Regions from separate parts of the Homo sapiens genome. Here region 2 is linked to region 1. Evidence: read pairs that join two places in POLR2A ChIA-PET (ENCODE). Cell type or tissue: PC-3. All regions are shown on one strand. Links, peaks and the distances in the headings refer to the core of each region. The heading gives the core; the rest is flanking DNA. Region 1 overlaps MAN1A2 (mannosidase alpha class 1A member 2). Region 2 overlaps CD2 (CD2 molecule).

The links. Peaks named below come from ENCODE experiments on the same cell type or tissue, not always from the same donor. Only the 100,000 strongest peaks of a DNase experiment are listed, where the experiment ranks them.
Region 2: POLR2A ChIA-PET joins it to region 1 with 7 read pairs; 2 of 35 experiments call an interaction of 5 or more read pairs at or near these places.

What each region holds. Positions count from the first base shown.
Region 1 is chr1:117,421,383-117,437,802 of GRCh38, forward strand. All of the region lies in intron 5 of MAN1A2 (mannosidase alpha class 1A member 2), which reads left to right. Among named protein-coding and RNA genes, the nearest start is that of MAN1A2, 62 kb to the left of the region's middle. In PC-3, for the core only: no CTCF peak of the experiment used is centred there; no DNase peak of the experiment used is centred there.
Region 2 is chr1:116,768,816-116,785,235 of GRCh38, forward strand. It overlaps CD2 (CD2 molecule), which reads left to right. Exons shown (of 5, transcript NM_001767.5): 5 at 1-414. It also overlaps the pseudogene FTH1P22. Among named protein-coding and RNA genes, the nearest start is that of CD2, 23 kb to the left of the region's middle. RefSeq lists enhancers at 402-1,901, 402-1,701, 402-1,501, 834-1,363 and cis regulatory regions at 849-869, 937-960, 1,035-1,057, 1,132-1,163. In PC-3, for the core only: no CTCF peak of the experiment used is centred there; a DNase peak (open chromatin) is centred at 9,196; H3K4me3 peaks cover 755 bases; H3K27ac peaks cover 939 bases.

The sequences.
Region 1 (16,420 bases), core at 7,534-12,533:
GCTGTATTTTGTTTAATTTTTTTTTGTTGTTAATGTTGAAGTAATCATTTAAAGGATTTTTTTTTCCCCCCAGTGTTTTGGCTTCTAGATTTTGGTCCTTAGAAAGCCTTTCCTATGTCTGTGTTATTACAAAACAAAAATTCCCATTTTCGTATGGATTTTTATGACTTTATATACTTTTATCTATATATTTCATTTATTGTTGTTCCTTTGTGTGTAAAGAGTGAGCTATTTATGTACTACCTTTTTTTTTTAGAAGAAATATGTTTAAAGATGCTGGTATTTAATATATTAGATTACATTTATCTTAATGTGTAATTTTATTGTCAAATTATATTGTGTGATTTGTTTATACCTCTAACATATATTTCTATAGTCAGAACATTTAAATTCACATTTAATAAAATAGAAAAAAATGATATATACTCTGGCCAAGAGGTTATCAAACTTTAGTATGTATTAGAATCACATAAGGTGTTTTATAAAAATGAGGATTCCAAGCCCTGCCCAAAGGACCGATTCAGTGGGTTTAGCGTGGAGACCATTATCCTACGTTGTTCATGCCAAATACTCCTTGTTAAAGGTGATTTTGGAAACATTGGTTCTATATTTTGAGAAACTCTGACCTGGCTTATAGGAATAAAATCATTGTGAATTAATTGTTATTTTTAGTAAGGTTTATTGAGGTATTATTTACGTACAGTAAAATTCAGTATATAGTTTTATGAGTTTTTACAGTGCATAGTATTGTAATCACCAGCATGATCAAGATACAGAATTTTATTATCCTAGAAAATTTCCATTTACCATTTTATAATTACCCTATCCCATTGCCAGCCCCTGATAATTACTGATCTCTTTTCTGTCTCTACAGTTAAGAATGCTGGCTTCTTTTACTTAGCATAATGCATTTGAGATTTATCCATGTATTAGTAGTTTATTCCTTTTTACTGTATTACAGTACTCCATTATGCATTTTATATATTTATCAGTGGAATTATTTACAGTTTTGGAGATTGTGAATAAACCTGCTATAAGCATTTGCCTATAGATTTCTGTGGGAAAATAAATTTTTATTTATCTTGGATAAATACATAGGAATGGGATTTACTGAGTCAAAGGTTAAGTGTATATTTAACTTTGGAAGAAACTGTCAGATTCTTTTCCAAAAATTGCCTCTCATTGTTGTGAGTACTTTGTATTGTGAGTCTCTTTATTATTGTTAGCCATTCTAATAGATACATAGTAGTATCTCATTGTGGTGGTTCTATTTTGCATTCCCTGATGACAAGTGATGTTGAGCATCTTTTCCTATGTTTATTTGTCATATGTATTTTTTGAATTAGCTGCTCAAATCCCTTGCCCATTTAAAAATTTTTGTTTTTTTTGAATTATTAAATTGTGATAGTTCTTTACATATTTTGGACATAGGTCTTTTATAATCTATACATTTGCAATTATTTTCTCTATCTGTGGCTTGTCTTTCCAGTGATTTAACAGTATCTTTTGAAGAATTGATGTTGTTAATCTGGAAGTACAATTTACTAATTTTGTCTTTTATGGTTCATGCATTTGGTATTTTGTTTAAGAAATGTTTGCCTAATCCAACATCACAAAGATTTTCTCTTAAGTTTTCTTCCAAAACTATTATAGCTTTACTTTATTTGTACTTTTAAGTCTGTAATTGATTTTGAGTTAAATCCTATATATGCTGTGAGGTATAAGTTGAAGTCTACTTTTTTCCATATGGATGTTGAAAAGACTACTTTTTCATTAATTGACTTTGTACCTTTGTTGAAAATCAGTTGATTAGGTATGTGTGGGTCTACTCTAGACATTCTGTTTTGTTCTCTTGATTTATGTGTCTGTCTTTGGTACTACCACATTGTATTCATTATTATGGCTTTATAGAAAGTCTTGAAATCAGGTTGTGTGAGTCCTCCAACTTTATTCCTTTTCAAAATTGTTGTGGCTGTTTTAGTTACTTTTCCTTTTTGTATAAATTTTAGAATCAACTTGTTGGTTTCTATAAAATCTACTGAGATTTTAACTGGGATTATAAATTTTGAGTGATTTGACATCTTCACAGTATTGTTTCAGTCCATGAATAATGGTATATCTCTCCATTTATTTATTTTTTTATTGGTGTTTCTACTTTTTAGCATACAGATCTTGTATGTATTTTGATAAATTTATACATATTTCATGTTTTTGGTAGTTCTGTATTTTAAATTTTGGTTTCCCATTGTTCATTGTCAGTATATATAAATACATTTGATTTTTAAAAAACCTTTAATAAAGACTTAAATTCTCAGTTGTCTCAGGACATTTTGTTTCTTCTAGAAAACTTTGTGATACTATCATTTTAAAAAAGTGCTAAAGGTACACAACATAAAATTTACCATTTTAACCATTTTAAGTGTGCAGTTCAGTGGCATTAAAAACAACATTTGCATTGTTGTGCAATGTGCAATTGATTTTTCTTTTTTTCTTTCTTTCTTTCTTTTTTTTTTTTTTGAGACGGAGTTTTGCTCTTATTGCCCAGGCTGGAGTGCAATGGCGCGATCACAGCTCACTGCAACCTCTGCCTCCCGGGTTCAAGCGATTCTCCTGCCTCAGCCTTCCATAATTGATTTTTATATTGACTTTTTACCCTGTGATTTTTCTAACTTCATTAATTAATTCTAGTAGCTTTAAAATATACTTTAATAGATTCTTCAGGATTTACCTTATAAACAATCATGTCATTAGTAAATAGAGATGAGTTTTATTTTTCTGTATAGAGAATGGTTATTTATTTATTTTTGTTCTTTTCCTGCTCCTTCTCCTGAGGCAGAGAATGGTTTTATTTGTGTGGTCCTTTTCTTTTTCTTGCCTTACTGCATTGCCTAGGACATCTACTACAAAGTTGAATAGTAATGGGCAGAGTAGGCATCCTTGCCTGGTTCCTGATCCTAGGAATTGCAGTGATAGCTTTATTCTCTTCCACGATCATGGCATATGGCTTCAAAAGTACTGTAATCCAAGAATGTTTATTATTTCTGTTGGTCTGCTCCTTTAACTCTCCACCTTTCGTACCCATAAGATTTTTGCCTGGTTTGTCCTTTCTGTGCCCTGGAACGAAGATAGTTCCTGGAAAAACTAGTCCCAGAGGGAGAGCTTTTGCTCATGACTTGGGAAGGAGTGCTTTTGCTCATGACTTGGGAAGGAGTGGGATTTATGATTTGGACCTCTAGTCTCTTTCAGTCCCCTCAGCTCTCCTATATGCGTTTCACTCCTCTGCCTTGAGTCTGCAGTCTGCTGCATACCCCATCCTCCATCTGCCTCAGCCTTACATACAAACAGTAGGTCTGGGCTCTTCCTCTCAAAGGTCACTCAGAGAGGTGCCTTTCTTCATAAAATCTTTGGGATTTAGATTTCCCCGGGAAGGATGGAATGTTCATTCTTGGGTCTCATCTTTTCCCCTTGACCCAAAACTTCTTCCCCACAGAAATGTCTTTAAGAATCTTCTGAGCTGCTTCATCTGCTAACTGCCAGTTCTCTAACACTGAAATGTGGTAGGTAACTGGACATATTTGAAGGACATCTTTATGTAAGTGATATATGGAGTCAGGAGATAGCCACCTTCATATATTGCTCTGTGCCAAGAGAAATAAAACCGATTTCTTTTTCCAAAAGAAGGAGACAAAACAGGAGAGGGGGAAGGGAAGAAAAGGAGGGGGAAGGGAGGAGAAGGGAAAGGGGGAAGGAAGGGGAAAGGAAGGAAGAAAAGGAGGGCAAAGGGGGGAGGGAAGGGGGAAGGATCAGAACTCTATCTATAAAAAGATGCAAAGTTTTAAAACTTGGAAAGGAAAAAACAAAACTCCCAACCCAAGTTGCTTCACTGGCAAATTCTACCAAATATTTAATATCGATTATATGTAAATTTCTCCAGAAAAAAAAGAAGAGTAATTTTTCAGCTCATTCTATGAGGCCAGCATTAATCCTATGTGACACACACACAGAGGTATTAAAGTAAAACTATAGATCAGTATCTCATGTGAATATTGTAGATGCAAAAAATTCTCAACAATGTATCACAAAATCAAATCTAGCAATATATAAAAAGGGTAATACATCATGACCAAGTGGGGTTTCTTCCCAAGAATGCAAGGCTGGTTTGATGTTCAAAAATCAACCAATATAATTCACTATGTCAACAGACTAAAGAAAAACATCATATAATCTTATTACATAACCACAGAAACATCTGACAACATGTAACGTCTATTCATGATAACAACTTGCAGCAAACTAGAAGTAGAAGGGACCTTTCTCAAGGTGATAAAGGGCATCTACAAAAAACCTATAGCTAACAATATTCTTTTTATCTTTTTGTGTATGTTGTTATTATTATAGATTTCAGTTTTATGCTGCAAATCCATAGTACATTGCTACCACTTTTACCTTAGGTGATCAGTTATCGTTTAGAACTATTAAAAATAAAAGAAATGCCTTTTTGTCTTCATTTCAGTCATTTTTGTTGGTCTTTTCTTTTTGCAGGTTCAGGTTTCTGATTTTTCAGGTTTTTCAGGTATTTTATTCCTTCTGTGGAAACAGCTTCCTTTAACATTTTTTATAGTATAGGTCTATTGGTAGTGAGTTCTTTTAGTTTTTGTTAGTCTGAAAATCTATTTCCACTATATTTTTGAAAAATTTTCTTTGGGTATAAAATATAGGTTTACAGTTTTTCCTGTCAACACTTTAGAAATGTCACTGCATTATCTTATAGCTTGCATAGTTTGTGATGAGAAATCTCCTTTAATTCTTTATTCCTCTGTATGTAATAGGTCTTTTTTTTTTCATTTGGTTGCCTTTAAAATTTTCTGTTTATATTTTGTTTTGTATGAAGAGTCTGAGTGGTTTTTACTTTGTGTGTGTATGTGTTGGGCTGCAGGGGTATGAGTAGGACTGTTTATTTTGCCTGAGGTTCTTTAAGCTGCTGGGGTCTGTGGGTTGATATCTTTAATTATTTTCTAAAAAATTCTCAGTTATTGTTTTTTAAAATATAGACATCCATCGACTTATGATAGGATTATGTCCTGATAAACCCATTGCAAATTGAAAACATCCTAAGTTGAAAATGCATTTAGTACACCTAACCTACCAAATATCATAGCTTAGCCTACCTTAAACATCCTCAGAACACTTACATTAGCTTACAGTTGGGCCAATTGATATAACAAAGCCCAGTTTATAGTAAAGTGTTGAATAGCTCGTGTAATTTATTGAATACTGAAAACGAATAACAGAATGGCCATACGAGCACTTGAAGTATAGTTACTACTGAATACTTATTGCTTTCATACCATTGTAAAGTTGAAAAAATCATGAGTTGAACCATCCTAAGTCAAACTGTCATAAGTTAGTGACCATCTGTATTTTTTCTTATCAATACTTTAAAAATGTCACTACATTATCTTATAGCTTGCATAGTTTGTGATGAGAAATCTTCTTTAATTCTTTGTTCCTTTATATGTAATGTCTTTTTATATATTGCAAGAGCCCCCTGCCCCACTTCTGGGATTCCAATTATATACATATACTAGGCTGTCATAGCTCTTGGACTCATTGTTAGATTTTGAGTTTAGCCAAATTTAAGTGCTTTTTAAAACAAAAAATGTGCACTTCTCAGAAGATATAACAGAATCAGCTTCCTGTAAAGCCTATCAATCACAGTGATCAGGATACAGTTTAAAATTACTCAATGTATGAAAAAAATAGGGAAAATGATCCATTTTTTTTTTTCCAAAAGTCAATCAATGGTGACCTGTTCTAAGGTAACCCAGATACTGGCATTAGTTGACAAGGATGTTAAAGCAGCTGTTATAACTATGCCCAGTGACATAAAGGAAAATATTTCTGAAATGACCAAATAGATGAAAATCTCATCAGAAATGAAATAACATGGAAATTCTAGAATGAAAACTTCAGTGTTTAAAACAAAGTCATCATGTTGACTGTTGTCATTGGAAGGGTGAGAGTCAGTGAACTTGTAGATAGATCAATGTAAATTATCCAGTGTGAAGAAAGAGAATTAAATATTTATTAAAAATGAATGGAGCTTCAGAAACTTATAGGACAGTATTCCAACATACATATAATTGGAATCCTGTATGAAGAGAGCAGATAGCTGTAAAAAATAGTTGAAGAAATAATGACTATATTTTTTCTATATTTGGTGATGGACCTGAATTTCAAGAAGCTAAGTAGATCCTAAACATGATAAATACCAACCAAATGTAGGCATATCATGGTCAAACAGCTGAAAGCCAAATACAAAGAGAAAAGTTTGAAAGTATTCATAGAGAAATGACACATGTTATATGTGGAGGTACTTTAATTTGACTGATGACTGAACACTCATCAGAAACCACAGAGATTACTTTTTCAAAATTTCTTTAAAATTATGTGAATGCTTAGGCAAAAACCATAGCATTTTATATTGGGTTATAACATACATAGATGTAATACATGCAGCTGTGGAATAAAAGAGGGAGGGAGGAAATGGAACTACAAGATTGTAAGGTTTCTCCATTTTATATGAAGTTACACCATATTACTCTTAATAGTCTGTGAAAAGTTAAGGACATAATTAATCCCTGGGACAAACATTAAAGAAAAATATTGCAGACACGTATAGCTTAACCACCAATAAATAAACTGTAAATCTCTCTCTCTCTCTCTCTCTATTTTTTTTTTTTTGGGGGGGGACCGAGTCTCACTCTTGTCACCCAGACTGGAGTGCAGTGGTGTGATCACGGCTCACTGGAACCTCAACCTCCTGGGCTTAAGTGATCCTTGCACCTCAGCTTCCTGAGTAGCTGGGACCACAGGTGCACGCCACCATGCTTGGCTAATTATTTTATTTTTTGTAGAGGTGGGGTCTCTCCATGTTGCCCAGGCTGGTCTTGAACTCCTGGGCTCAAGAGATCTTCCTGCCTTGGCCTCCCAAAGTGCTGGGATTACAAATGAAAGCCACTGTGCCCTGCCTAGAAAATATTTAAATAAAAAAAACAGAAAGGAAGGAATAGAGGACAACAACAAAAAGCAATGGAAATGGCGAACAGAAAACCAAAAATAATATCATACACCTATATCCAGTAATATCAATAATGCCATTAAGTTTTAGTGAATGAAATATTCTAAGTCAAAGGCAAAAATAGTTAAAACGACATAAAAGCAAGACCAAACTATTCACAGTCTAAAAAAGACACACTTAATAGAGAGGTTGAAAGTAAATGAATGGGAAAAAAGATACATAGTATATGAACAGCAAGTGTAGAAAGGTTTAAATGACTACATCAATATCAGAGTATACTTCAAGATGAAAAGTATTGTCAGAGACAAGAGGAGACCTTTCTTTTTTTTTTTTTTTTTTTTTTTAAATTTATTTTTTTATTGATAATTCTTGGGTGTTTCTCACAGAGGGGGATTTGGCAGGGTCATGGGACAATAGTGGAGGGAAGGTCAGCAGATAAACAAGTGAACAAAGGTCTCTGGTTTTCCTAGGCAGAGGACCCTGCGGCCTTCCGCAGTGTTTGTGTCCCTGATTACTTGAGATTAGGGATTGGTGATGACTCTTAACGAGCATGCTGCCTTCAAGCATCTGTTTAACAAAGCATATCTTGCACCGCCCTTAATCCATTTAACCCTGAGTGGACACAGCACATGTTTCAGGGAGCACAGGGTTGGGGGTAAGGTCACAGATCAACAGGATCCCAAGGCAGAGGAATTTTTCTTAGTGCAGAACAAAATGAAAAGTCTCTCATGTCTACTTCTTTCTACACAGACACGGCAACCATCCGATTTCTCAATCTTTTCCCCACCTTTCCCGCCTTTCTATTCCACAAAGCCGCCATTGTCATCCTGGCCCGTTCTCAGTGAGCTGTTGGGCACACCTCCCAGACGGGGTGGTGGCCGGGCAGAGGGGCTCCTCACTTCCCAGTAGGGGCGGCCGGGCAGAGGCGCCCCTCACCTCCCGGACGGGGCGGCTGGCCGGGCAGGGGGGCTGACCCCCCCCACCTCCCTCCCGGAGGGGGCGGCTGGCCGGGCGGGGGGCCGACACCCCCACCTCCCTCCCGGACGGGGCGGCTGGCCGGGCGGGGGGCCGACCCCCCCACCTCCCTCCCGGACGGGGCGGCTGGCCGGGCGGGGGGCTGACCCCCCCACCTCCCTCCCGGATGGGGCGGCTGGCCGGGCAGAGGGGCTCCTCACTTCCCAGTAGGGGCGGCCGGGCAGAGGCGCCCCTCACCTCCTGGACGGGGTGGCTGGCCGGGCAGGGGGGCTGACCCCCCCCACCTCCCTCCCGGACGGGGCGGCTGGCCGGGCGGGGGGCTGACCCCCCCACCTCCCTCCCGGACGGGGCGGCTGGCCGGGCGGGGGGCCGACACCCCCACCTCCCTCCCGGAGGGGGCGGCTGGCCGGGCGGGGGGCCGACCCCCCCACCTCCCTCCCAGATGGGGCGGCTGGCCGGGCAGAGGGGCTCCTCACTTCCCAGTAGGGGCGGCCGGGCAGAGGCGCCCCTCACCTCCAGACGGGGCGGCTGGCCGGGCGGAGGGCTGACCCCCCCACCTCCCTCCCGGACAGGGCGGCTGGCCGGGTGGGGGGCTGACCCCCCCACCTCCCTCCCGGACGGGGCGGCTGGCTGGGTGGGGGTGCTGACCCCCCCATCTCCCTCCCGGACGGGGTAGCTGGCCGGGCTGAGGGGCTCCTCACTTCCCAGTAGGGGTGGCCGGGCAGAGGCGCCCCTCACCTCCCGGACGGGGCGGCTGGCCGGGCGGGGGGCTGACCCCCCCACCTCCCTCCCGGACGGCACGGCTGGCCAGGCGGGGGGCTGAACCCCCCACCTCCCTCCCGGATGGGGCGGCTGGTCGGGCGGGGGGCTGACCCCCCCCACCTCCCTCCCGGACGGGGTGGCTGCCGGGCGGAGACGCTCCTCACTTCCCAGATGGGGTGGCTGCCGGGCGGAGAGGCTCCTCACTTCTCAGACGGGGCAGCTGCCGGGCGGAGGGGCTCCTCACTTCTCAGACGGGGTGGTTGCCAGGCAGAGGGTCTCCTCACTTCTCAGACGGGGCGGCCGGGCAGAGACGCTCCTCACCTCCCAGACGGGGTCTCGGCCGGGCAGAGGCGCTCCTCACATCCCAGATGGGGCGGCGGGGCAGAGGCGCTCCCCACATCTCAGACGATGGGCGGCCGGGCAGAGACGCTCCTCACTTCCTAGATGTGATGGCGGCTGGGAAGAGGCGCTCCTCACTTCCTAGATGGGATGGCGGCCGGGCGGAGATGCTCCTCACTTTCCAGACTGGGCAGCCAGGCAGAGGGGCTCCTCACATCCCAGACGATGGGCGGCCAGGCAGAGACACTCCTCACTTCCCAGACGGGGTGGCGGCCGGGCAGAGGCTGCAATCTCGGCACTTTGGGAGGCCAAGGCAGGCGGCTGGGAGGTGTAGGTTGTAGCGAGCCGAGATCACGCCACTGCACTCCAGCCTGGGCACCATTGAGCACTGAGTGAACGAGACTCCGTCTGCAATCCCGGCACCTCGGGAGGCTGAGGTTGGCGGATCACTCGCGGTTAGGGGCTGGAGACCGGCCCGGCCAACACAGTGAAACCCCGTCTCCACCAAAACCAGTCAGGCGTGGCAGCGCGTGCCTGCAATCGCAGGCATTCGGCAGACTGAGGCAGGAGAATCAGGCAGGGAGGTTGCAGTGAGCCGAGATGGCAGCAGTACAGTCCAGCTTCGGCTCCGCATGAGAGGGAGACCGTGGGGAGAGGGAGGGGGAGGGGGAGGGGGAGGGGGAGGGGGAGGGGGGAGGCCTTTCATAATGAAAAAAAGGATCCATTCATTAGAAAGACATAATCACAACATTAAAACATAAGCAAATGTGTAGGCATCAAATAACAGAGCTTTGAAATGTATGAATCACAAATGGAAGAATTAAAAGGAGATTCCTTTTTAATTTTTTATTAAAAAGGTAATTCCACAAAGATTGTTGGATCCTTCAACATTCTTCTCTTCAACTGATAGAATAAGCAGACAGAAAATCAAAGATGATGTAGAAGTCCCGAATGACAGTATGAGCTATTTTAAATGAATTGATATTTATTTATACAGCACTTTACTCAACAGCTGCTGAGTACACTTTCTTTTCAAGTGCACATGGTATGTTTACCAAAAATAAATTGTATGCTGGATCATAAAACACATTCAGTCAATTTAAAAAGTTAGAAATAGTACAGAGTATGGCTAGGTGCAATGGCTTATGCCTGTAATCCCAGCACTTTGGGAGGCTGAGGTGGGTGGATTGCTTGAGCTCAGGAGTTTAAGACCAGCCTCGGCAAACATGGCAAATCCTCATCTCTACAACAAATACAAAAATTAGCCGAGTGTGGTAGCATGTACCTGTAGTCCCAGCTACTCAGGATGCTGAGGTGAGAGGATTGCTTGAGCCTAGGAGGTTGAGTCTGCAGTGAGCTGTGATCACACTGCTGCACTTCAGCTGGGGCAACAGAGCAAAACCCTGTCTCTCAAAAACAAAAAACAAGCACGATCTTTGACCATGATGGAATTAAATTAGAAATCAATAATAGACATCAGGAAAAACTTCAAATATTTGAAAATTAAGCAATATGTTTCTAAATAAATAGACATCAAGTAAGCAATTACAAAGGAAATTGAAAATATTACAAAGTTGATTCTTTGAAAGAATCAACAGAATTGATAAACCTTTTTAGCTAAATTGATCAAGAAATAACAGAAGACAGATTACCAATAGCAGGAGTAAATGGTATTGCCAATATGAGGCTATCATTGCAGATTCCACATACATTAAATGCATAATAATGGAATATTATAAGCAGTTTTTTTGCAAAATTTAATAATGTAGACAAAACAAGGAAAATATTACAAAGTCGATTCTTTTAAAGTATCCACAGAATTGATAAATCTTTTTAGCTAAATTGATCAAGAAATAACAGAAGACAGATTACCAATAGCAGGAGCAAATGGTATTGCCAATATTAGGCTATCATTGCAGATTCCACATACATTAAAGGCATAATAATGGAATATTATAAGCAGTTTTTTTGCAAAATTTAATAACATAGACAAAACAAATTTTCTAAAACAATCTTATTGAAACTGAGTCAAGGTAAAGCAAGAAGTATGCCATTTGTAGTATTAATTGAATTGGTAATAAAAAGCTATTTCACAAAATTAACTCCAAGTTAAATGGCTTTATTGGTGAATTATATCAAATAAGAAAGAAATATCATTCTTCCCCAGAGGAACAGGGAACATTTTGCAGCTCTACTTCAGAGGCCAGCATAGCACTAACATCATAGCCTGAAAGGCAATATAGCAAGAGAAAACTACAGACCAGTATACTTTTTAAATACATTAGCAAGAATCCTGAACAAACTATTAATACTTGTAAAGCATAGCTAGCAATAATATAAAAGATATATATATTATATATAAGAATATAAAAGATAAAAGATATATAAAAGATCTTTTATATTCTTTTTATATAATATAAAAGATAATATATCAAGAAAAATTTCTTTTATTGTAGGAAAGCAAAGTTAAAGATTTGAAAAAGCAGTTAATGTAATTAATCATATTAATTAACAATAAAGGAGAAAAATCATATAATTATTGCAATAAATTTAGTAAAAGCATTTGATAAGATGCAACACCCATTCATGATTAAAATCACTCAGTAAACTAGTACAGCGTGATAATTCCCAATCCAAAAACCTGAAATGCTCCAAAATCCTAAACTTTTTGAACACCAACATGGAGTGCAAGGGAAATGCTCATTGTAGTGTTTAGGATTTCAGATTAGAGATACTAAACTGGTGTAATGCAAATAATTCAAAATTTAAAAAAATCGAAAATTGGAAACATTTCTGGTTCTAAGCATTTCACATAAGAGCTACTCAACCTGTACTAAAAGGTAATTATTATTTTTCATTCTGATAAGGGACACCTACGAAAACTCTACAGCAAACTATATGTTAATTATAAAATATTAAAATGTTTTTACCCAAGGATCTGGAATAAAGGAAGGTGTTCCATTTTCACTATTTACATTTAGCATTGTAATGAAAATCTTAGCATTGCAAGAAAGCAAGAAAAATACCTTGTTCATATTCACTTATATAGTTTTTTTGCTAGATTCCTTTTGATTTCTGAGATACACAGTCATATTGTCTGCAAATAATGACAGTTGTACTTCTCCTTTTTTTCTAAATTCTGTGTAGCCAGGAATGCCATCGCAATACTGATTCATTGTAGTCATTACTGCACACACTTTGCAGTTTGCACTGATGGTCCCACTGATACTGAATACTGTCCTTAAAAATTTTTGGAAATGAGATGAACTTGCCACTACCTATTAGCTGAATTGCTAAATGGATTCCCCACCATCTCCTGTCTCTAACTTCCCCTTACCTAACCTAATTTGCATACTACCTGAGTAACAAGAAAGGCCGTGTTGCTTACTACCTTAGTTGCAGAGGAGGCTTGGAAATGTGATTATATGGCATTTGCAGCAGCTTTAAGGTAATAGATGGAATGGAGTTTCTTGTTTGTCAGACAGATAGAATGACAGTTTCCATAGAAAGTAGAGGGAGTACTTTCTAAAGAGGTCAAAAGCTGTAAAAGAGATTATCTGAGGGATCTATTTACTATTTCCTAAGATTCTCCAGACTTGACACTTATATTAAACCACAGTATTGTGAAACTATTTATTTAGACCACATTGTTTTATCTCCCTGTGTTTATAGAGCTATATCACGATTTTCTGTCTGTAATAGTCTCTCACCCTTCCACATTCTTTGCCTGGTAGAGACTTTCAAGACCTTACTGAGGTTAATTTATATGCAATAAAATGTACCTATGTTGTATGTATAATATGTAATTAAATGTATACTTTGCATTTTAACAAATGTGTGATAAATTGTTAGAATATAAATTGATACTGTCTTTTCAGAAAATAATTCGGCTGTGTGAAGTAAATATTTAAAATTTAAAATACTCTGACCCAGCGACCCACTTCTAGGAATCTATTATCTAAAAGTAACAGAGTAGATACACAAGGGTATACTCAAAAGGATGTTTAATTGCAGTACCGTTTGTAGTAGAAAATATTTGAAAAAGACCTGAATATTCATCCATAGGAGAGTGACTGAATAAATTGATATATCTGTTACCATAGGATAAAATTAAACTATAAACCTAAATTTGTATATTTTAACGAGGAAAAATGTGCTTGATGTATTCAGTGACTAAAGCAAGTTATAGACCAGTAGTTGGTTACAGCTGTGTGTGTGTGTGTGTGTGTGTGTGTGTGTGTGTGTGTGTGTGTGTGTATCCATTCAGTCAGCTAGTCATCACAGTATTTTGCCAAGAAATAATGGCACCTTGGACTAAGATGGTGTTGTAGAGATGAGAGATATAAATGATTTCAGGGTATTTTGGAGATAAATTTAAAAGGATTGGGTGATACGTGGAGGGGGGTATAAAACAGAAGGAATTGATTTTGTCTCTCAGGTTTCTGTTTTTGGTGCTAGATTGATGGTACGATAGTTATTAAATATCAAATGCTTAAAGAATACTAGATTAGAGGGGGAAGATCATGAGTTAATTTTAGGTATTTTGAGTTTGAGGATTTTTTTATATTTAAGCGAAAATAAGTAGTAGAGAGATGTAATGGGTCTGGTGTTCAATGGAGAAGTATTGACTGGAGATATAAGTTTGGGAGTCAGTTGCTGGGTAGCTGATAATTGAAATCAAGCACATTGTGAAATTGTCCAGAGAGACAATTTAGGATAGGAAGAGAAAGGGGCCTAGAATTAAGCCCCAAGAAATACAACATCAAAGGCCAGATAGATGAGGATAAACCAAAGGAAGCAGGGAGATTATAGGATTATTGAACACAGAGGAAGCATGTATTTTAAGGAAGAACTCGTGAATAATAACAAAATGCTTTTGCTCACATGTGTGGTCAATCCTTAATAAGATCTGTTTCAGTGAAATGATGGCAGCAGAAGCCATGTTGGAATAGGTTGAGGAGTGAATAGAAAGGAGAGGATATGGATATAGTAAATTAGACAATTTTGTAAAACTGGAAAAGTTACTTGTGTTATTATGTCAGTAGCAGCCAAACATGGAATAAAAATCCAGCTACTTAATTGTATGTTATGTATAGAAAAAAAGGATGGAAATACATAAAAACATTAATGTATTTGGTTCAAGATAGAGGAACTGTTTATGATTTAAACTTTTTTATTTTTTCTATTTTTGAAACTAAGCAAATATTTTGTAATAGATAATAAAATATGGATTATTGGCCTTGCGCGGTGGCTCATGCCTGTAATCCCAGCACTTTGGGAGGCCGAGGCGGGCGGATCACCTGAGGCTGGGAGTTTGAGACCAGCCTGGCCAGCATGGTGAAACCCTCTCTCTACTAAAAATATAAAAATTAGCTAGGCGTGGTGGCAGATGCCTGTAATCCTGGCTACTCGGGAAGCTGAGGCAGGAGAATCACTTGAACCTGGGAGGTGGAGGTTGCAGTGAGCCTAGATCACGCTGTTGCACTCCAGCCTGGGCAACAGAGTGAGACTCCGTTTCAAAAAAAAATGTATATGGATTATTTATTTTTCAGAAGTCTAGTCAAGAGACAGAATCCATCTAGTTACTTGAACAGAGAAAATTTAATATAAAGATTAATTAGGTATAAAGTTGTTAACTAGGTAAATGCTAGATTAAAAAGAATACTCTGTAGGAATCATAGAGGTGGCTCCTACAGGAAGCAAACAGGGTTGACATAATATGGGGAAGAGGTTTTAATTAGTAAAACTTAGAAACCTTAAGAGGAAGGGGTATCCGAAGCTGAAACTCAGACCCCTGAAGAGAGTGGGCTAGCAGGTTATTGCTGGTGCTGATGTCTTTGGGGTGGGTGATAATGACTGATGTCTTTGAGGGTGATAAAACTGGTTCTACAAGTATTGGAAAAACTTCCAAATGGATCCAGCTGCTGCTATAGGAAGGGACTCCCCTTGCTGATGTGAAGGCTTAGAAAAGCAATCCAGCACTGGGGCCTGAGCATATCCCTGCACATTTGTGCTAGAAGTACCAGGAATGCAAGTCCCTGACTGCTCTTTATCCATATAATCACAATTGTGCTTGTAGGGATGAGGTAATGTCCACCCTGGATAAACAGGCTTACTTTCGCTTACTATAGAAGAGATACCACAAGCTGAGTGTTCTCCTATAATGTAACCCACTGTGTGTACAGGCATTCATCATGGGCCCTGTGCATCATCCCAGTGTGATTGGGGTGGAGGTGGGGCATGTATAGTCCAATGCAAATGAACTTGAAGCTTTGGCTGCTACTTTTCTATAAATAATAAAGCCTTTTATCTCTGACCCAGTAGTCTTGTGTCTTCTGCCAACATTTATAAAACTGTGAAAGGCTGACTTATTAGCTTGCAAATATAATAAAATCTTAGATTTCATTATGAGTTTTAAAATTATTATTTGCAGGTTCATTTTAAGAGGGAAGTGTGTGTGAATGTGTTTCTGTCTCTTTGTGTTAACCCTCAGTTTTGCAGTGACCTTCACTTGGTTCTGAGGAACAGCCATCTAGCCTTTAAGGGTACTCGTGCTCTCTCAGTGATACTGAAAAATTTATCCAGAATGAAGTATAGAGAGTCAAAGAGGGAAAATAAGCAAAAGAGTTGAGAGATGAAAATAGATTGAGAGGTTTCAGAGAATATTTGGAAGAAGTCTCAGATGAGTTTAATGGAACAAATAATATGTGAAAAGATAAGAACAAAGAGGAAATATTAAAAGCTACCAAAGAGAAAGGGCTGATTACTTAAAAAAGAATGACAGCTGACAGTGGAGTTCTCAGTAGTAATTGAAGTCAGAAGATTTTAGAGTAGTATCTTTAAACTGCTGAGATAAAATAGCTACCAACCCAGAATTTGAATCTGTCATTCAAGAGGGAAGGTACAAGATAAAAGACAAAGAGGTATACACATCAATTAATAAAATATTTTTGAGGAATTTAAATATTAACTATAAAAATTAAGATTAGATAATGCAAGGTGTAGGAGTGTGTGTGCGTGTGTGTGTGTGGTCAAGAACATGGACTCTAGAGCTGGATTGTCTAGGTTTAAATTCAGACTAACTGCTTAACTACCTGTATGACCTTGTGAAATACATTACTTATTCATTTTATATCAGTTTTTCTACTCTGTAAAATGGGGGCAAAATTAATACTTATCTCACTGGCTTGTTGTGAGGATTAAATGAGTTAATATGTTTGTCATCATCATCACCATCATTATCCCAACATTTTTGTAGAACAT
Region 2 (16,420 bases), core at 6,159-11,158, 650 kb before region 1:
CACTGTGGATTTCTGCCCTCCTGATGTGCATATCCGTACTTCCATGAGGTGTTTTCTGTGTGCAGAACATTGTCACCTCCTGAGGCTGTGGGCCACAGCCACCTCTGCATCTTCGAACTCAGCCATGTGGTCAACATCTGGAGTTTTTGGTCTCCTCAGAGAGCTCCATCACACCAGTAAGGAGAAGCAATATAAGTGTGATTGCAAGAATGGTAGAGGACCGAGCACAGAAATCTTAGAGATTTCTTGTCCCCTCTCAGGTCATGTGTAGATGCGATAAATCAAGTGATTGGTGTGCCTGGGTCTCACTACAAGCAGCCTATCTGCTTAAGAGACTCTGGAGTTTCTTATGTGCCCTGGTGGACACTTGCCCACCATCCTGTGAGTAAAAGTGAAATAAAAGCTTTGACTAGACCCGTGTCTGCTCATTGTGTGAAGGATCCCAGTGTCGAGGAGAGGAAGCTGCCGAATAAGAAAGAGCCTCGCTGGTGTGACAGCAGGATCAAATTCAGTCAACTCAATCCGGCTGAGACCTCCTTAGTCCTCACCAGAATGACCCGAACATGCTCCCCAGGTCTCAGCTGCAAAGCTGGGTCCAACAACCTATTTGTAGATTTCCATAATGAATTAAAGCCTCCATGCACAAACGTTAACAGGAGTCACCAGAAAACTTAACATTTTAGGTCTTACTTTCTTGACTGTTCAGACACGGTCATAATGACCTGTACTGTCATCCTTCAAAACAAGGGAATCTATGGATACTGGAGGTGTCATGAACTCATCAGATGACATACAAAAAGATAGGCTAAGAGACAACTCAGTTGAATCAAATCTTAAGTGTCTTAAATGACTATGATTAAAAGGTCAGACCCCATCCCCAGCTAGCAGTCATGCAGCTGTACTTTGAGGGAAGTGGGGAGAAAAAAATAGTTTTCAGTTAGAGTTCTAAAACAATAGGTGGTGAGAAGGCACCTGCTTTGAAATGCTGGTGCCTTGTCTGTGGTCCTGTCTGCCCGCCTTCTCCTTGGCTTCTTAGACTTGCTAAACCTTGTTACACTCTGGCAGGAAGCTCTGAGGGCTAAACCACAAAAACTAAGTACATTCAGGACTTCCTGTGACAGCTCACTGAGGATTGAACTACTTTTTCCTCTGAATCTGAGAGTCTATTTTTCCAGCAACCAGAGTTAATTACTAAGGGCAATGATGAATGAAACCTCATCGCCTCCCAAAATTCAAACACAAAATCCAGCTAGGTAACAATTGCCACAGGATCTACCCAGTAGAGAGATGAGGGCTCTGGCCGGGCATGGTGGCTCGTGCCAGTAATCCTAACACTTTGGGAGGCCAAAGCAGGTAGATCACCTGAGGTCAGGAGTTTGAGACCAGCCTGGCCAACATGGTGAAACCCCTTCTCTACTTAAAAAAAAAAAAAAAAAAATTAGCCGGGCATCGTGGCACGCACCTATAACCCCAGCTACTCGGGAGGTTGAGGCAGAATAATTGCTTGAACCCTGGGGTGTGGAGGTTGCAGTGAGGTGAGATCGTGTCACTTCGCTCTAGCCTGGGCAAAAGAGCAAAACTCCGTCTAAAAAAAAAAAGGAGAGAGAGAGAGAGAGAGAGAGAGAGATGAGGGTCCTAGCTCTGCCCCTTTCTCATTCTTCATGATACCCATGAGTGATTTCATTGGCTATCTCACCAGAACAGCTCATACGCCATTCCCTTAAGAAAATCTTCCCTGGTCTATTCAGCCCTGGGCTCTGCCTTTCTTCTGAACTCCTGTGGCATTACATATGGTACAAAACACATACACCCTATTCAATCCTTCATCGTTCATTCATTCAACGAACATTTATTGAACTTCTACTATGTGTCAGGCTCTGTGCTAGGCACTAGGAAAACAGAGGTGTACAATTGCATCTCTGCTTTCAAGGAGCTCACCACCTGGTAGGCAAGAAACGGACCAACCATGGGACAAATGCAATGCAGTATGATAAATATAGGTCAGAGGCAAGTGCATGAACCCAGAGGAAGGACTTTGAACCCAGACTGAGTGGTAAGACTGGGGTGACAAAGAGGGCTTCCTAGAGGAGGGACGTTTGGGTTGCGTTGTAATAGATTAATTGAACTGGTGAAGCAGAGGTACAGAATTACCCATGTAGAGGCAACAGCATGAGCAAGGCTCATTTGGCTTTCTGTTTACACAAACATGTAGTTTCTTTTTCAACTACTGTATTTAACTGATTTGAAGATGTCATTGATTTTTCAACTACTGTTTTCAACTTTTTGTATTTCTTTTTCTTTTTTAACAACTATATTTAACTAATTTGAAGATGGCATTGATTTTAAGTGGCATCATTCTTTTACATGCCACTAAGAAAGAGAAGAACACTTCTCAGTTGCATTGTAACAAATACTAAGATACAGTCAACTTTCAGTCACAATCCCATTCCTGAGATATTAAAATGTGAAAAAATGTTATTTTATGTTAGTGCATTTTAGAATTGATGAAATGCATAGTAAAGAAGCTTTTTGAGTACAATGACCATTTCTCAATATCGCTGCCAGCACTTTATTGAAGCTATCATTAGCCAATTGATTCAATGGGTGAGCCCAGTCCTGATGAAAGGAAGGGAAGTGAACATACACAACATGCTTGTCCTCCTTATCCAGGGAAGATAAGACAGATTCTCTGCCCTGCACCACCATTAGGTGGGAAACACGAACCTTGCTTAAGATTTGTGCTGCTGTCACCCACCTGTCTGACACTGTGTGACATCCCACTGAACCTGCCCCAGAGCATGGACATTCTGAGAAGTAGTCAGGCCAGCTGCGTAGGAATAGCTTGTAGAGCTTGTGAAAAAAAAAAAAATGCTGACACTTCTGTCAGTCAGGTTGGGGGCCAAATAAACATATTTTTAAACAACCTCTCCAGCTGATTCCAATGGGCATTCAAGTTGTAGACAACCTTGGAGACTATAGATAATGCAGTATTGTAAGAAAAATAAACAGTTGTAGCCCAGTTAGCTATTCCCCCACAAGCAAATCTCCAATAAGAAGGCCAACCATGTTGGAAAAAATATCCACATAATTTAAGGCACTGGAACATCGCAGAGGTTTATATGAAGACAGAAAATTTAGAGGTTTCTGATAGCCTATCTGCCCACCCTAAATAATAGTCTAATACTAGCAGCTGGACCAGCTTAGCTCCAAAAGGGTCTCAACTGTAAACTGGGAAATTTCATCTCAGTCCTCCTGCTCCTTTTCCTTTGCTAATTTTCTAATGTTAGGCTCCTTACCCATGCTCAGTGGGTTGCAGTGACTTGGTGACTCAAGTTCACCAATAAGTTTGCCACCTCAGGACCACTGTACATGCTGTTCCTATTATACATGCTGTTCCCACTGCCCACACTTTTCACCTGGCTCTTCACCTGTCCACATTCTTCTTTCAGAGTTCAGACAGAAAGTCATTTCCTGGGGGAGACCTTTCCTAACTCTTGAACTCCACTGTAACGTGAATCTTGTGTGAGACCATCTCTGTGTCCAGTTCTGTGCCCATGAAGTTCAATGTAGTAGAAGACTCACAGGTATCGAAGCCAGGAAGTTCTGACTCTCTCTCTCACTGGATTTGTAAGCTTGAGTAATTTATTCAGCTTCTGTAAACACTGATTTTCTCATCTGCTAAATGAGGATAACACCTCACAAGGTTAGAGTGAGGACTAAATGGAAATAATGTATGTAATGTAACAAATATATCCTTGTGTACAGAATGCATCTGAAAACTGTGAGCTTTATTTCTGGCATGATACTCAAGAAGGAATATCCTGGATGGCACATATAAATGGGCTAGTTATTGGAAAGACACACAGCTCATTATAAATTGATAAATAAGCACTCTGTAAGGTGACTTAGTCTGCTATGAGTTTGATTCATCTGAGTCAGTTTCATAATGTTGCCTCACATGGAACAAATGGATGATAAAATCCTACACCAGAGGTATTTAAAGCTAAAGAACAGACCTGTGAGGCCACCTCGCAAATCCTAGATTGAGTCACCAGCCTTCTGTCACTTCCCTGGCTTCATAAGCAGGGTTTTCCTGAAGAAAAAATGCCAGGACATTACTTAAGTACATGGCATCTTTCTGGTTTATTTATAGCAACACAGAACAAAAGGATGAGGAAACAAGGGAAAATTCTGATCTTTTTAATTGCCTACCAGACAATGACATTACAAAAAAGAAACTACAGGCCAACAACTCTCACAGATACAGATGCAAAATTTTTCAAAAAATATTAACAAATCAAATTTGACTGACAATGTATAAAAAGGACTATACATTACAACCAAGTGGGATTAATCTCAGGTATGCAAAGCTGGTTCAACATTTGTAAATCAATTAGTATAATCTATCATATCCACAAGCTAATGAAGAAAAATCACATGATCCTATAAGTAGATACAAAAAAAGAATTTGACTCCTGTTTATCAACACCTGTTTATCAAAAAAACTTTTGGTAACTGGGAAGAGAGGGAAACTTCCTCAACTTGATTAAAAAAAAATCTACAAAAAAGACATGCACCTAACATTTTACTTAACAATGAGAAACTCTAAACTTTCCAGTAAGATCAGGAATCAGGATGTTTCCTCTCACCACTGTTTCTCAACATCATATTAGAAGTCTTAGCTAGTGCAATAATACAAGAAAAGGAAATAAAATGTATGCAGGTTGGGAAGAAATAAATAAAACTATCTTTGTAGATGACATGATCGTTTGTGTAGAAAATCTGAAAGAATCAACAACAAAATAATACTGGAACTAATAAGGGATTATATTAATAGCAAGGTTGTATTAAATAATTCTTACAAGGTTAATATTAAAAAGTCCATCAGTTTCCCGTATACCAACAATGAACAAGTGCAATTTGAAATTAAAGACATAATACCATTTACATTAGCACTCAAAAAATGAAATACTTAGGTATAGATTTACATGAAGAAAACTACAAAACTCTAATGAACAAAATAAAGGAAGAACCAAATAAATGGAGAGCTATTTTATGTTCATGGATAGGAAGACTCAATGTTGCCAAGATATTAATTCTTCCCAACTCAATCTGTAGATTCCGTGTAATCCTGGTCAAAATCTCAGCAAATTGGGCTGGGTTTGGTGGCTCTTGCCTGTAATTCCAGCATTTTGGGAGGCTGAGGTGGGCAGATCACTTGAGGTTACGAGTTTGAGAGCAGCCTGGCCAACATGGTGAAACCCCGTCTCTACAAAAAGTACAAAAATTAGCCGGGCATGGTGGTGTGCACCTGTAATCCCAGCTACTTGGGAGGCTGAGGCAGGAGAATCGCTGGAACCTGGGAAGTGGATACTGCAGTGAGCCAAGATTGTGCCACTGCACTCCAGCCTGGGAGACAGAGTGAGACTCCATCTCAAAAAAAAAAAAAAAAAATCCCTGCGAACTATTTTGTGGATATTAAAGTGATTCTCAAGTTTATATAGAGAGGCAGAAGTCCCAGAATAGCCAATATAATATTGAAGGAGAACAAAATTGGAGAACCAAACTGCCCCACTTCAAGATGTACTATAAAGCTACAGTAATCAAAATAGTATGGTATTGGTGAAAGAAGAGACAAATAGATCAAATGGAACAGAATAGAGAGCCAGAGAAACCCATATAAATTTCATCGTCTTGTCCAAGCTTGTCCAACCCTCAGCCCGCGGGCACCATGCAGCTCAGGATGGCTTTGAATGTGGCCCGACACAAATTTGCCAACTTTCTTAAAACATTATGAGATTTTTTTTCTGTACTCATCAACTGTTGTTAGTGTTAGTGTATTTTATGTGTGACCCCATTCTTCTTCTTCCAGTGTGGCCCAGGGAAGCCAAAGGATTGGACACCCCTGATTTGACAAAGGAGCAAAAGCCAAACAATGGAGAAAGAATGGTCTCTTCAACAAATAATGCTGGAACAACTTGACATCCACATACACAAAGAGAAAAATGAATCTAGACACAGATTTAACAGCCTTCATAAAAATCAACTCAAATTAATTACAGACCTAAATTTGGTGGCCTGGATACTAAATTTATTTATTTTAAGGAATAGTACAAATCAAAGAACTTAAGTGGATGTTTTGGCATAACTTACAGAAAAGGTAAAGGAAACCCCACCGTGCAGGCACTGCTTCGGTCCAGAGAGGTCACCCCGTGGCTACAGGAAACGAGCCTAAGGCTTAGCTGTCATTATCCCTCTCTCCCAGAGATTCTGCCAGGCCAGATGCCCGGCTCTCGTCCTGCACAAGTTGGTCACGTGGACACCCAATTCTTTGATGGATTTCACTGGTTCATTGAGGTAATGTGTCTCAATAAGGTGACACAAGCGGGAGCCGTTTTTACGCAGTTCCAATAGTGACCGATTCACGTGTTTTCCAAGTGTAAGACACACTCCATCGCATTCAGCCGGTTCTCCGCCTGGTGTCTTGACTCCTGAAGGAAGACTCCGCCCCTTCGTTGTTTCTGCAGCTTCATCGGTTTCTCAGCGGGCTCCCTCTCCTCATGAGATTAGTGAAGAAATAAGTTTTTGGCAAAATTCCTCAAAGCTACGTTATGGCGGTGAAAGCATCAGATGTGGACAGGTAGATGGAGGAGGCTGGAGCGCCAGGTTGACCGGGGGCCTCAGGGCGGTCCCAGCGCACGGTGAGGAGGTGGAAGCTCTGGCTCTGAGCCGCCAGCCGCTGGGGCACGGGAAAAGCGCCAGTTCCCTCCAAGCACAGGTGAAGCAGGAAACCGCGGTGACTGTCGGCGAAGAACATCTCCAGACCTAAATATTAGATGCAAAATTATAAAATGCCTAGAAGATAATCGGAGAAAACCTGGAGGACCTTGGTCTTGGCAGTGACTCTTTAGATACAACATCTAAGGCAAGATCCATGAAAGAAAAAATTAATAAGCTAGACGTCATTAAGGTTAAAATTTTCTTGGGTAGGTTTAGTGGATCACGCCTGTAATCCCAGCACTTTGGGAGGTCAAGGCGGGAAGATTGTTTGAGCCTAGGAGTTTGATACCAGCCTGGGCAATATAGTAAGACCCTGTTTCTATAAAAATTTTCTTAAAAAACTAGCCCAGCAGGGTGGTACACACCTGTAGTCCCAGCTACTAGGGAGGCTGTGGTAGGAGGACCACCTCAGCTAGGGAGGCAGAGGTTGCCATGAGCCGTGATCATGCCACTGCACTCCAACCTGGGCGACAGAGCAAGACCTTGTCTGAAAATTAAATTAAATTAAATTAAATTAAATTAACATTTTTTTGCTCTGTGAAAGACAGTCAAGAAAATGAAAAGACAAGCCACAGGCTATGAGAAATTATTTGCAAAAGACATGCCAGTTAAAGGATTATTATTCAAAATATACAAAGAACTCTTAAAACTCAACAATAAGAAAACAAGCAACCAGATTAAAAATGACCAAAGACCTTGACAGACACCTCACCAAAGGAGATATACAGATGGCAAACACCTAAGCACACAAAGAGATGCTCTATATCATATGTCATCAGGAAAAATGCAAATTAAAACAACAATGAGAATACCGCTACATACCTATTAGAATGGCCAAAGTCCAGAATACTGACAACACTAAATGCCAGTGAGGATGTGGAGCAACAGGAACTCTCAAACATTGCTGGTGGGAATGCAAATGGTACAGCCACTTTTAAAGACAGTTTGGCAGTTTCTTATAAAACTGTACATACTTTCCCCATACAATCCAGCAGTCATATTCCTTGGTATTTACCGAAAGAAGTTGAAAACTTGTTCCTACAAAAGACTGCCCACACATGCCCAGAGCACCTTTATTTATAATGACACCACTTGGAAGCAACCAAGGTGTCCTTCAGTAAGTGAACGGATAAATAAACTGTGGTACATCCAAACAACGAAATATTAGTCAGTGTGAAAAAAGTGAGCTATCGGCCAGGCATGGTGGCTCACACCTGTAAGCCTAGCACTTTGGCAGGCCGAGGCAGGTGGATCACTTGAGGTCAGGAGTTCCAGACCAGCCTGGCCAACATGGTGAAACCGTCTCTCTTCTAAAAATGCAAAAATTAGCCAGGCATGGTGGCATGCACCTTAGTCCCAGCTACTCGGGAGGCTGAGACAGGAGAATCACTTGAACCCAGGAGGTAGAGATTGCAGTGAGCCGAGATTGCACTACTGCACTCCAGCCTGGATGACAGAGTGAGACTCCATCTCAAAAAAAAAAAAAAAAAAAGTTAGCTATCAAGCCATGAAAAGACATGGAAGACTTAGATGCATATTACTAAGTGAAAGGAGCCAATCTAAAATGTCTACACATACCATATGATTCCAACTATATGACACTCTGGAAAAGGCAAAACTGTGGCAACGGTAAAAAGATTAGTGGTCGCTAGGTGTCAGATGGCAGGAAGGGATACATAGCAGGAGACAGATACTTTTCAGAGATTTGAGAATACTTTGATTGATACTATAATGGTGGATACTTGCCTTTACACATTTGTTCAAACTCAGAATGTACGTCAAGAGTGAACCTTATTGTAAACTATGGGCTTTAGGTGATAATGATTTGTCAATGTAGACTTATCGATTGTTAAAAAATGCACCAGTCTTGGTTGGGGATGTTGATAATGGGGAAGGCTATGTGTGTTGGCGGAGATAGGGGGGATATGGGAAATTTCTATAACTTCCTCTGAATTATGCTGTAAATCTAAAACTGTTCTGAAAAATAAAGTCTATTTTTTTAAAGTGCTTACCAAGGACCTAGCACCATGAAAGAAAATGTATTCACACCAAGATATATGATTGTAAAACTTCAGAACACTGGGACAAAGATTAGAAGGGGAGAGAGGAAAAGGGGTAAGGGGAAGGAAGAAGAAAAAAGGCAGTGGAGAGAGAGACAGAGAGAGACACCATACCAAGTATCAAGAATTAGAAAGAATTAGAATAGCACTGGATTTCTCAACAACTATACTGGAAGCTAGAAGACAACAAAGCGATGCTTTCAAATTCTGGGGAATTTTCAGCTTAGTATTCTAGGCAAACTATCAACTATGCATGTGGCTTATAGAGAAAACATGTGTTATACAAGCTTTTCTGAGGCATGAGTCATAGTGCTGGTGGCCATGAGTTCAATGTTAATGCATCAACAATATATCTCAAATAAGATGTCTTTAAACAGAAACACACATAAAATTAGGTTTTGTATTGATCAGTTGACTCACTGTTTACTCACTCAGTGTTAAGGCTCACAGGAATCTAACCCTGTATTTCCCCTGGGAGCAATGTTTCAGTTTGCTAAGTCAGTGTTTGCAATAACTTTACAGAGCATAACTACCATGAATAGTGAGAATCGGCTGTATAGACTTTTCCTTTTCTTTCTTTTTGCACTGTCTTCAGATTACCTCTTCTCATATCCCCTTTTCCACCACTGGACCAACTACACTGTTGCTGATGATTGCTGTGGTGATGAGGCAGGACGGGAGTGAACAAGTAGAGAGTTTACCAGCTCTCCCCTGTCCTTTCCTTCTCTGCCCCAGTTTGCAGACACCCATCCCCCAACATGTGCTTGCTCACATTCTGGTTCAAAAGAGCCTTCAGTCTTCTCAGAGGGTTCTCAATTATATGTTAGTTTATCATGTCCATGATTATTTCTCTTTTGTAGCTTTTCTCTGCTATAGTTCTGTAGTTTACAGTTGTGGAGGAAGGTACCAGCAGTACAAGCTGGTTCATTGGCTTGTCAAAAACTTGATCAGGGAGGATGTTAGCAATATGATGCAAGAACAACCAAGAAGAAATATCAGGTATGAAAAATATAACTGTTGAAACAAAATGCATAATAGCTGAAGTATGAATCAGGATAGATACAGCTAAGGACTGAATTAGGAACCTGCAAGATCATTGCAAAGACCTATGCAAGAATGCAGGGGAAAGTAAAACAGCTTTTCTTTAAAAAAAGAAAAGAAACAATAGGGATATGAAGGATAAAAATATCAGTATTCAGATAATAGAGATTCCATAGGGAGAAAAACATAAAGTTGAAAATTGAGCCTATAATATAGAGCCAAAGAGAGAGAGAGAGAAAACCCCAAAATTAGACATTTTACTGAGAATTAGAATCATCAAAGACTGCAAGAAATTTTTAGAATGTTTTCAGAGAGAAAAACATACAAAAGAACAAGCATTAGATTGACCTGAGACCTCTCAGTAACAATGCTGGATGCAAGAAGACAAAGAAGTAATATTTTTAAAGTGTTGTGCAGTCATCCCTAGGTTTATGTGGGGGATTGGTTCCAGAACCCCCATATATATATCCACGTCTGCACATGCTCAAGTCCTGCAGTTGGCCCTGTAGAACCCACCCATGTATATGAAAAGTCGGCTGCCTGTATGTGTGGGTTTCATATCCCACAAATACCATATTTTTTATCTAATTTGGTTGAAAAAAATCTGCATATAAGTGGACCCCTGCAGTTCACACTCAAGTTTTCAAAGGGTCTACTGTACATTGAATTTTACATACAGACAAATTGACATGAAACATGAAGATACAATTTAAAAATTCTGGACTTAACAACCATAGTTTCTGGTATACAAAATCTCAGAACCTATGTCATACAAAAACTTACTTTGAAAAACCCTTGGAAGAAATATTCAAATTAGAGGAAAATAAATACAACAGATGTTGTATAGAAATGTGAAGTTAGGGTGATTAAATAATTTGGCAAATTAATTGTTATCTTAAAAAATCAAAGTGTGATGAAAACACAAATTAAAAACCATATTCATAAAAACCCAGAACTAAATTCTGTCTAGACCATATCAGTTGTGTGTGTGTTATTGTTGTTGTTGTTATATGTATTGGTGGGGGAGAGAGAAAGAAGAGTCCAGAGACATAAGAGAACATGCTAAACTACTTGCCTTATTGGAGGAAAGAAATAGGTATTTATAAGTTTAGTAAGTCAGGATGAATAAATAAACAAATATGTCTTAAGAGCAAAGACCATAAAAACAAAAATAAAATACGTTCTTTTAAACCAGCAAAAGAAAATCGTATCTACTCAGTGAAGAGTAAAATTAGAAAAGAAAAAAAAGTATCAGTAATGAAAAACATGAAATAAAATGGAAGAAATAAGTAATAATATAAAGTGATTATGAGAAATGTAAATAGGTTAAACAACCAATCAAAAGAGAACATCTCAAATTGAGCATTTTGAAAGATCCAACAATATACTGTTTACAGAAGACAACTTTACAACAAAAGAATACAAAAAGTTTGAAAATAAAGAAAATATGATCCAAAAGAAAGCTGAAGCAACAATCTTAATATCTAATAGAAAAATTCAAAGGACAAAAAAGGAAACCATACTTGTTGAAAGAATAGTAGAGCAAACACATATGCACCTGACAATATTGCAACAAAAAAATAAGGTAATCGACAGAACTTCATAGCAAATAAATAAATTAATCATTTTAATTGGAAGTTTTAACACAAAAAAATTATTGAGGAGGAAATGGAGTCTTCAGAAATGAATAGGTTTAGCAGAGAAAAAGCAGTGATATAGAAATCTGAGTATTTTAATTAATAAGCTTTATTTATATCCAACAGAAAACACACAATCTTTTTGGGCATATATGAAACAATTTTAAAAATTAATCATATATTAATCCACAAAGAAAGTTACAAGAAAGTCTAATGAATGAATGTTATCAAGAATATATTTTTCAATCATAATGAATTAAAATTATAAAATATTTTTCAAAAGCATAGTGAAAAAACTGTTAGATTACTAGAGAACATTTTTCCAAAACTATGTTATTTCTAGAAATAGAATTTTTTTCTAGAAATGCATTATTTCTAGAAAACCCAGAAAACAATTATTAATAGTTGGTCTAACAGTAAAATGAAAGTTCTGATAATAAAATAATAATAACAAATGAAGCTAATAAATATATAAAACTGGTAATGAAAACACTTCAAAATTTGAAGACCACATCTACAGTAGGTTTTAGAGACAGATGTATAGCTTTAATTACATTTATCAAGATATAAGACAGATTGAAAACAAAGAGTAATACTCAAGAATACAGGGAAGGGACAAGCAAAGAAACAGAAAGAAAGAAATAATAACAAAGATAGAACAGATATCAATGACCTAGAGAAAAACAACAACAAAACAGAGAAGATTAATAAAACCTTAAACTGGTGTTTCAGAAAGATTAATAAGATAGATGTGACAAGGCTACTAAAGTGAAAAAAAAAGAGGTAGAAAGTACAAATTTAAAAACTGAATGCAAATGGGGAAATAACCACAGACACAGCAGAGGTTTTAAAATTAATAATTAATATTGTAATAATTATACAATACAAATTTAATTAATAATTAAAATGTAATAAATTAATACATTTTTAAAAGTACTGGCTGGGAGCGATGGCTCACGCCTATAATCCCCAGCACTTTGGGAGGTTGAGGCGGGCAGATCACGAGGTCAGGAGATCGAGACTATCCTGGCTAACACGGTGAAACCCTGTCTCTACTAAAAAAAACAAAGTACAAAAAATTAGCCTGGCATGGTGGTGGGCCGCTGTAGTCCCAGCTACTCGGGAGGCTGAGGCAAGAGAATGGCATGAACCCAGGAGGTGAAGCTTGCAGTGAGCCGAGATCGTGCCACTGCAATCCAGCCTGGGGGATAGAGGGAGACTCCGTCTCAAAAAAATAAATAAATAAATAAAATAAAAGTACAAGCCCTTCTGACATATAAATGTAGATGCAAAAATTCTAGATGAAATATTAACAAACAAATTCAACACTATATTTTTAAAAACATATCATGATGAAGTGGAGTTTATCCCAGCAATGTAAGGAAATGGCAACATAAAAATAACCTACCAATAAAATTACAACATTAATAGTCTAAAGGAGAAAAATCATGATTATATTAACGTATGCATGGATGGAAGGGGTAAAACCAAATATTTACTCAAAAGCCTTAACAGGCTAGGAATAGAAGCTCTTGCCATCATTGCTAACAGGCCCCCTTCTAATGATGAAAGTTTACCTGGACACATGGTTGTGAAGTTAAGACTACGTTTTCCATCCACTCTTTTTTTTTTTTTTTTTTTTTGAAACTGAGGTTTGCTGTGTCACCCAGGCTGGAGCACAGTGGCACAATCACTGCAGCCTCGACCTCCTCAGCTCAGGTGATCCTCCCACCTCAGCCTCCCAAGTAGCTGGGACCACAGGTGCATGCCACATCTGGCTAATTTTTAAATTATCATTATTTGTAGAGACGGGGTCTCCCTATGTCGCCAGGCTGGTCTCAACCTTCTGGGCTCGAGCGATCCTCTGCCTTAGCTTCCCAAAAGTACTGGGATTATAGAACTGAGTTATTGTGCCTGGCCCCATCCACTCTTGCTATGTATTAAATAGACTCTGGTCAAAGGGATACATTTTGAGCATCTGGCACTGCTGAGTCAAATGAACAAATCGTACAGCATTTGGCATCAAAAAATTCACTCCTGGCTATACATTAACACATCTTAGAGAAGTACCCACACGGACCCATAATGTCTGTTCTTGTAAAGAATTGTAGGTACTCTAGGTCATGACCAGGAGAATGGATAAGTAAAATTTGGTACTTGCATGGAATGTTTTGTTGTTGTTGTTGTTGTTGTTGTTGTTGTTGTTGTTTTGAGGCGGAGTCTCGCTCTGTTGCCCAGGCTGGAGTGCAGTGGTGCAATCTCAGGTCACTGCAAGAGACAGGGTTTCACGGTGTTAGCCAGGATGGTCTCGATCTCCTGACCTCATGATCCGCCCGCCCTGGCCTCCCAAAGTGCTGGGATTACAGGCATGAACCACCGCGCCCAGCCATTTACATGGAATTTTATTAGCAACTAGAGACAACAGATTAAAAGAGTACCCAGCAACAAGAAGACACCTTAAAAACAATACTGCTAATCAGTAGTTGCCAAGGGAAAGCAAATAGAAAGGAGTAGCATGCGGGAGCTCCTTTATGGTGATGGACCAGTTCAGTATCTTGATTGTGGTGGTTACATGAATGTATATGTGGGATTAAATTGCATAGAACTACACACACACACACACACAAAGAGAGAGAGAGAGATAGAGAGAGAGGGCAGTTCATGTGAAAACCAAATTAAAATTTGTGATTTAGTTAATAGTATTGCACCAATACCTATTTCCTGGTTTTGATATTGTAATGCTGGTAAATAAGTTACCACTGTTGGAGAAATCTGGGTTAAGGGTCCACTAGACTCCAGGTTCGATTTTTGTAACTTCCTTGGAGTGTGTAATTGGGTGGGTAAGTCTATTGACTATTCCAGGACAAATTAGACATTCTGCAGACAATTAGAAGGAGAAGCCAAAAGTAAGCAAAAACCATCCATACAAATATTATAGAACCAGAGTCTTGCAATAATGGCAGAACTAGGAAAAAGAACATGAGGGTTATCACTAAAAACAATACTTAGATTTTTGTTCTCTTAATTTCATTTCCTGATCACGAATTTTATGGTATATTTGTGTGGCATGAAGTTGATATTTGGCTTATAAGAATGTGACTGTGAAGAGCTTGGTGCTCAGGAATTTCTGTAACATCACAACAAGGTATCTTCTGCTCTCTATTATAGCAGTGAAGAAACACTTGTCTTTAATAAAAAAAAAACTTATTAAAAAAAAAACACAGCATTGCTTAAAATCCGTCTTATTTCTATTTCTCCAAAGAAAAAGGACCAACTTTTTACTGCCATCGTTTGAAGCACTTCCAGCCTGGCCCCTGCATGCCTCTCCTGTGGCAGCGCTCTGCATGCCTACCCCCATGTCTAAGTTCCAGGCATAGTCAACTTTATTTGGTTCTTTAAATATGCCACTTTCTCTCTTTCTGGCCCTATGCCCATGCCATCCTTACTGCCTTATTTAGCTAACTACTATGTATTCTTCAGATCTCAGCTTAAACATCATTCTTTTTACTTAAAACCCTCAACATCTTCCTAACACTTAGAATAGAGCACTAGCTGGGCTGATTCCTGAATTCCCCATAGCACCCTGATGTCTGGCCCCTTTTACAACCATCCTGACATTTCAGAGCAGTTACTTGCCTAGTGCCTGCCTTCTAGGTTGGGCTATGTCCTAGGTCTGTCTTGTTCGCTTCAGAATTGCCAGTACTTAGCATGGTGCCTGAAACATAGTAGATGCTGAATAAATATTTTTAAACAATATATTTGCCTGGGTGTGACTGGTTGGGAGCAAGGGGTCTGCCTTAGGAACCAGATCCCTGAGCTGAAGTATGAAAATGGGGCTGGTCAGGACTCATCTGAGAACTGGCACAGGGTTGTATGTGCTGGGAAGCTGATGACTGGGACCATCCATGAGAAGCAGGGCAGATAGCAGCCAGAAAACAGCCCAGGGACCTGAGGCAGGTTCCCCACTCACACTACATGATCGCTGCATGAAGTGGCTTGGAGAAAATAGAGAAACAATTCCCAGAAAAAAAAAGACATCACTTTGAATGTTTGAATCTTCTTCCACCCTCACCATTAGCAGGCTGCCCATTAACCTTCAGGGGGCTTAAGAAGAGGCTGGGCGCGGTGGCTTATGCCTGTAATCCCAGCACTTTGGGAGGCCGAGGGGGGTGGATCATGAGGTCAGGAGTTCAAGACCAGCCTGGCCAACATAGTGAAACCCCATCTGTACTAAAAATACAAAAATTAGCCTGGCATGGTGGCACGCGCCTGTAGTCCCAGCTACTCAGGAGGCTGAGGCAGGAGAATCGCTTGAACCCAGGAGGCAGAGGTTGTGGTGAGCCAAGATCGTGCCACTGCACTCCAGCCTGGGTGACAGAGCAAGACTCCATCTCAAAAAGAAGGAGGAGGAGGAGGAGCTTTCAAGAAGTGGGTTTCCTCCTGTCAGAGAGAGCAGTCCACAGAGACTAGCTGCTTCATTTACTCCTGTCTCAAGGTCAAGGGCATCAAGGTTAATGTTATAGGATGCCTTGGAAGCAAAGCTAGCTTTAAGAGTACTGACATTGGGGAAAACCAAGGCAAATGGCGTATAGGAGGCAGGACTAACTTGTAGATCCCACACTGATGAACAGAGCAGCGTATGGAAGCCCACATCCTGAATTTTGTTCCAAGAACTGCCACAGAAACATACCAGCAAAGATGAGAGAATCCACAGACCCTTAAAAAGAGGTGGATTGCCGCTGCAGCCTCCATGGGACAGCCTAGGAACAGTGAATCTTCTTGCTTTCTTAACTGAGAGGCTTGTAGCCTGGGGCAAGTTCTCAGCCTTACTCACTGGCTGCCTGGAAATAAACTTGTGCTGTCGTGGGGCACGGTGGGAGTAAGACCAGCCTTTTAAGCTGT